Linked DNA regions of Mus musculus: region 1 is linked to region 2. Evidence: chromatin contacts called from ENCODE POLR2A ChIA-PET data. All regions are on one chromosome and are shown on one strand. Each heading gives the region's core, a stretch centred on a gene start or an enhancer-like site at or near the end of the contact. The rest is flanking DNA. Distances are from core to core; before and after follow the strand shown.

Region 1 (3,032 bases), core at 114-2,613, 94 kb after region 2:
AAGACTAAATATTTCAGTGTGTGGTGTATGTGTGCACTCACGCACAGAGTGCAGTTGCCTGAGGAGACCAGAAGAGGACAGTGGATCCTCTGATGCTGGAGTTAAAGAGGACTGTGAGCCTCTTTTTCTCTCTGTGTGCCAGAAACCGAACCCAGGTCTTCTGGAAGAGCAACAGCACTCTTAAATCACGGAGCCATTTCTCCAGTGCTGGGATTACAGATATGACTCACCATGCCCAAGACTCAGTTCTTTATGAGTGGTAGAAGCTGTTACTCCAAAAAAAAAATAATAAAAAATAACAGGGTTATACGTGGTGACCCACTCCTTTAATACGAGCACTGGAGTAGGGGGAGTCAGATACAACCCAGAGGTGGTCTGAAAGTAACAAGCCAGTCTGGTCTACATAGTTACAGTTCAGCCAGGGTTACTTAGTGAAACCCTCAAAAAGCAAAACAAAACATAATTATGCTGTTAAACGTTCAGAATAACTTTTTTTTAGATGTAGATGAAGAGCACAGAGAGACCAAATACGTTTCCTAGTGTTACTCTGCCTTAAAGTGGCATAGACTCACCACATCAAAGTTGGTTATTGCCAGATGATCATAAAACATTATAAAAGACAGTTTCACACTATATTTTTCTTTCAATGACAGGCTGTCATAGTTAGCCCAGATTGGCCTCGAACTCACCGCGATTCTACGGCCCCATCCTCCCTTCCAGATCTGAGCTTTTAAGGAGTCAAAGGTCCGTCTGAGAAATGGGCTATTTCACAAACGTTGCCGACACACCGGGTGTAGTGACACATGCTGGCCGCGTGAGGGGGCGCTAGCCCGGCTTGCCCAGTGAGAAGAGGCAGAATGCAGCCTTCGAAAGCAGGCAGGCTCAGATTTAGAACTTCAGAACGTTGAGAACAGAGCATCTCAGAAGACTGAGAACAAAGCCTCTTAGAACCGTGAACAAAGGCCCCTGCGAGCTCAGACTGGTGGAACTCAGCTCCACCGCACCTGGAAGACAAAAAAGACCTCAGATTCTCTTCTGGTCAAAGCATAGAATATTTCACCCAGGGTCTTGTAATTCCGTAAATGTGCTGTTTTGATGAGACAGAAACTCGCTGTGTAATCCAAACTAGCTTGAAATTCACTATGTAGTTTAGGCTGGCCTTGAACTCTCAATTCTCCTCCTGGTTCAGCCTCCCCTATGATGGAATTACAGAGCCGGTTTGAACAGGTCCTGCTTAAAAGCATAATCAAACCGTAAGATGTTCAATCCGCTTTACTTCTGAGGGTCTGGGAAAGCTGCCTGGAAGAGGAGGCGTGATCCGGATTCAATCATCACTGATGATCCTTCTGCGCAGACTCAGAAGCTGAAAGTTTGGGAGGGGCGGCAAGAGCAGCTGCGGAGCTGTCACGTGGATCCAGTCTCTATTTATAGACCACCCTTCCCTGGACCTGGAGAGCCCAATGGCAGCCAGCGCTCGCCCGCAAGGGGGCGGAACCAGCTCCAGAACCAAGCGACTGGCACCAATGAAATTGGAGCAAGGGCGGGCTTGCTTCATTGTGATTATAAAGAAGGCGTGGCCACAGCCCCAGGATCGCCGCACAAAGGGGCGTGGCGAGTCTGATACCCCCGTAGGTAGTCCTGGGCATGCGTTGTTAAGGAAAAATGGGGCGGGGCGGAGCCCTGCGTCACGGAAGGCAACAACCAATAGTAGGTCGTTGTCGTGCCTTCAGGGGCGTGGTCATGTAGATGAGGCGCGGGTGGGCGGCCCAATGGGCGGGCGCCTATGCAGATGAGACGGTGACAGCCCGGCCAGCGGGCGGGCGGGCTGCTGGGGCGGGGAGGTGGGACCGGCGAGAGGGGCGGCCGTGGGGCCCGGCCGGGCTGGGGCGGGGGGCCGCAGCCATGATCCGGGCCTTCTCGTTCCCGGTGAGCCCGGAGCGGGGTCGGCTGCGGGGATGGTTGGAAGGCAGCCTGGCCGGGCTCTGCGAGTTGCATTGGCTCCGAGAGAGGCAGGAGTACCGCGTGCAGCAGGCGCTGCGGCTGGCCCAGCCCGGGATGGGGGGCGCCGAGGCTGAGGACGAGGAGGACGCCGAGGAGGACGAGGATGCGGCAGCGGCGCGCAGGGCCGCAGCAGCCCTGGAGGAGCAGCTGGTGAGGGGTCGCCTGTCCGTGCGTCCATCCATGCATTCCTCCCTCCCCCATTCGTTCCCCCACCTCCCTGCTCCTGTGTCCGTCTGTCTGTCTTGGTAGTGTATGCTCAGCACACCGGTCCTAGGGTAGGGGAGCAGGCAGGGGGAAAGAGATAAGACTGGAGACCTGGCTTTTCCTACCCCCAAATAGAGCTGATAGGGAGGATGCACGGCCTCCGTTGGACTCAGCATGGACCCTGTTAACCGTCCTGGATGCCTAGTGTGTGTTAAACCAAACATTCGTCTTCTTACAGATTTCCTATTTCATGAGGGTTTGAAAGTCCCCATTTTACAGAGAAAAAAACTGAGGCTTAGAGACAGGAAGAGACTCACCCAAGGTCACACAGCCGGCATTCAAACATAACCTCCCTCTGGGCCCCGCTACCCGGAATCCATCTTCATCTTTCCTTAAGTCTCGGGGTGCTTGGAGATCCCTGGAGGGGGCGGGGTGGGGGAAGGGGAATCTTCAGGCCTCTGGAGAGAGAGACCGGCTGCTGAGAAACCCCCGAACAGTCCCTGAGGACCCCCGGGGGCATTTTGATCAACCCAATGACACTTCTTTCTTCTACTTGGTCCCATGGCTCAGTAACACGGGGAGGCCAGGTGAAGATAGCTAGGGAGTGAGGGGAGAGAGAGTATGATTCGCCGAGGAACTCTAATGATGACTTTCAAATTGAAAAGGCTCCAGCTCTTTCTCCCTCCCTACATCACTCCTTGAGTCTGGAGACCCTTTCCGGTTGTTGCTCCAACCTTTCCATACCCCAGCATCTCTGTTTCATTTCCTTAACACAGTCTCTGTCTCTATGGTCTTCCAAGACCTGTAAAGCTTCCAAAAACAGAGGA
Region 2 (3,194 bases), core at 359-2,858:
CTTCCTTCTCCCCACTCTCTCCCTTCTTTGAGAAAAGATAATAATACATTCTTTTCCAGTAAATTCAAAAATTAACAACACTATCCTTCAAAAGCTATGATGGAGCCGGGTGGTGGTGGTGGTGGTGGTGGTGGTGGCGGCACATGCCTTTAATACCAGCAGGGAGGCAGAGGCAGGTGGATTTTGGAGTTCAAGGCCAGTCTGGTCTACAGAGCAAGTTCTAGGATAGTCAGAGTCACACGAAGAAACCCTGCTTCCTTCTCCAACAAGCCCTCCCTGCCCTCTCTCAGGCTAGCCTTTCCCAGCAGCCCCTCATTCCCATCTTTACTCTGATGTCTGTGGCCCAGGCTGGTCATGACCTTGGAATCCTTCCATAGTTGGGATTGCAGTCCTGAGAGCTGCGGGTGAGCGCCTGGTAGAACAGACTGAGCCCTGTAGCCTCCTTTGCTCCACCTCCAGGCAAGCTCCAGACTTTCCAAAAGAGCCATTCTTCAGGGCGTTTCTCAAGTGGTCAACAGAGTTCAGGAAGGGACTCTTGGCTGTCCTCCTCCTTCAGCCCAGCCTCTCACTACCCTGCTTCACCCTTTGGGAAGCCCCAGACCTTTCTCCCACTGATGAAATCACAAGGAATCCGGGTAGGAGGTTGGGCCAAAGAGCTGGCTGGAACCAGTTTGAGTATTTCTCTTACTAGGGGCAGGCAGTGGGGCAGAACGCTCCTAGCCAATCCTGATCCACAAACTTCAGCCTCATTTTCCCCACCCTACATGTCCCAAAGATTCTGGATTCAGCAGACCTCTTTCCTCCTCCTCTTCCTCCTCCTCCTCCTCCTCCTCTCTAAGTCTGTTATTCTTACAGTTGATGGGTAACAGTGTCTAAACTAAGAATGTTTGTGGTGAACTGGCCATTTAAATATTTTTTGCTACATTTATTTATATATTTGTTTATTTGTGTGTGTTGCATGTGCCATGCTCCTGTGGGGAGGACCCAATCTGTGACTATCTGAGGAAAGAGACTGGGTTGCAGCTCAAGCATGAGGGCCTGAGTTCAAATCCCCCACATTCAATGTTGGGGCCTACTGGCCCCTCCTCCCTCCCTTTCCCCAATTTGTTTCTACAGACTGGGTTTCTTTTTCTTTATGTAGCCCTGGCAGCCCTAGAACTCGCTCTGTAGACCAACCAAGGCTGATCTTGAACTCACAGAGATCTATCTGCCTGCCTCTGCCTCCTGAGAGCAGGGATTAAAGGTGTGTGCCACTCATCTGTCTGCCCTTTCTAGGGGTCCTTCTGTGGAATATCAGATATGATCCACAATTAGATTCTTTTGACCAGTGGTGAGGTGCGTGTGGGTGGGTGTGGGTTGGATAGTTTCCCAACGCCCCGCCCCTTTTGGAGGCTTTGCACCCTTTCTGGCTCGATGCCCTTGCCCCGGCCCCGCCCCTGGCTATGCATTGTTATTCACCCTAGGTTGCCCACTGTGATCTTGGCTCCGCCCCTCGCTCGCCACCTGGCGCCGAATGTTCCATAACCAATCAGCGCTTGCGGGACGGCCTCCGCCTTTTCAAGTCCCGCCCTCCGCTTTTTCAAGTCACGCCCCTCCGCCTTTAATCCTGGTCGCTTCCGTCTAGCAGCCTCAGAGACACGCGGCGCGGCCTGGGAGGTTTCTCCTTGGCGCCACTTTCCATATCCCCCGGGCTGCTTCCTATTTGCATCTGGAAATTTGATTTTTCTCTCCAGAGCCCGAAACGCTCGGTCCACTCCTTCTAGGGCTCCAGTACCCAAGAGTCCGAGAGCCAGGCGTCCTAATCCTGGGATCTCGGTCTCCCGGAGCAAGGCATCCCGGATCTATGCCACTTGGGTTGAGCTTCCTGAAGACCTCAGCTACCTGAGTTTCCTTACTCCTTCAGGGAGTCAAAGAACCCTCTGAAGAGCTGTTCCCTACTCCAACAAGGCGCTCTCAACTCCCAGTTTTCGGGGATTCGACATCACCAGGAAAAATAAAGGGATCTCCGCATACAGCTCAGGGAGCCTAGGACCCTCCAGTTTCCGAGATCCGGTGGACGCATAACTTCAAGGACCGCTGCAAAGTTTCAGCCTCCATTCTCGGTCCTAAGGACGTCACACCTAGTCTCCAGGCTCACAAGGAACCTCCCTGTTACGGCTCAGCATGGCAGTGGATCCCCCTAAGGCTGACCCCAAAGGGGTAGTAGCGGTGGATTCCACCGCGAACGGTGGCCCCGCGCTGGGATCCAGAGAGGACCAGAGTGCGAAAGCAGGTGGTTGCTGCGGTTCCCGTGACCGGGTGCGCCGCTGCATTCGCGCCAACCTGCTGGTGCTGCTCACGGTGGCTGCGGTGGTGGCTGGCGTGGGGCTGGGGCTGGGGGTCTCGGCGGCGGGCGGTGCTGACGCGCTGGGTCCCGCGCGCTTGACCGCTTTCGCCTTCCCGGGAGAGCTGCTGCTGCGTCTGCTGAAGATGATCATCCTGCCGCTCGTGGTGTGCAGCCTGATCGGAGGTGCAGCCAGCTTGGACCCTAGCGCGCTCGGTCGTGTGGGCGCCTGGGCGCTGCTCTTTTTCCTGGTCACCACACTGCTCGCGTCGGCGCTCGGCGTGGGTTTGGCCCTGGCGCTGAAGCCGGGCGCCGCCGTTACCGCCATCACCTCCATCAACGACTCTGTTGTAGACCCCTGTGCCCGCAGTGCACCAACCAAAGAGGTGCTGGATTCCTTTCTAGATCTCGTGAGGTACGTTCCCGCCAGGCAGTGGGGTGGTTAGGGGCCAGTGCAAGCGTGCAATCTTTCTGCTTTACCCCCTCTGAGTACAGGGATTACCCGTGTGTGCCGCCACTAGTCACCAAGGTTGAGTCCTCCAGATTGAGTCATGCCTTCTAGAATCTAGGAAAATAAGGTAACGGTGACAGGACCGCTAACATCTTGGAAGGGTGAACTTTTACGGAAGTTCTCCAAATTTGGGGGCGGGCCTAAACATGGAGGGCTTTTAGAGGAAGGAAAAATAATAAGCCTTCTTAGTCTTGTTACGCTTTTTGGAGACAGTACAGGGTCTCGTACAGCCAAGCCTGTCCTTGAACTCTCCTTAGCGCCCTACCTCCATCACCCTAGTGGCTGGGATGAAGGAGCATCATTTAGCTTACTGAAAACAAGTCTGCTACAAGTATCTCAGGCTGCTCTCTTGCCTCGGCC

What was found. ChIA-PET counts read pairs that join two places held with the same protein, here RNA polymerase II (POLR2A).
Region 1: POLR2A ChIA-PET joins it to region 2 with 11 read pairs in embryonic stem cell. The contact joins the promoter of 9330104G04Rik here to the promoter of Slc1a5 in region 2. POLR2A ChIA-PET finds 5 or more read pairs at or near these places in 3 of 5 experiments (Patski and embryonic stem cell).

Annotation. Positions count from the first base shown.
Region 1 is chr7:16,873,523-16,876,554 of GRCm38, forward strand. It overlaps 9330104G04Rik (RIKEN cDNA 9330104G04 gene), which reads right to left and starts at 1,364. Exons shown (of 2, transcript NR_152128.1): 1 at 690-1,364. Dact3 (dishevelled-binding antagonist of beta-catenin 3) reads left to right here and starts at 1,795. Exons shown (of 4, transcript NM_001081655.1): 1 at 1,795-2,151. The coding sequence starts at 1,903.
Region 2 is chr7:16,779,738-16,782,931 of GRCm38, forward strand. It overlaps Slc1a5 (solute carrier family 1 (neutral amino acid transporter), member 5), which reads left to right and starts at 1,609. Exons shown (of 9, transcript NM_009201.2): 1 at 1,609-2,738. The coding sequence starts at 2,164.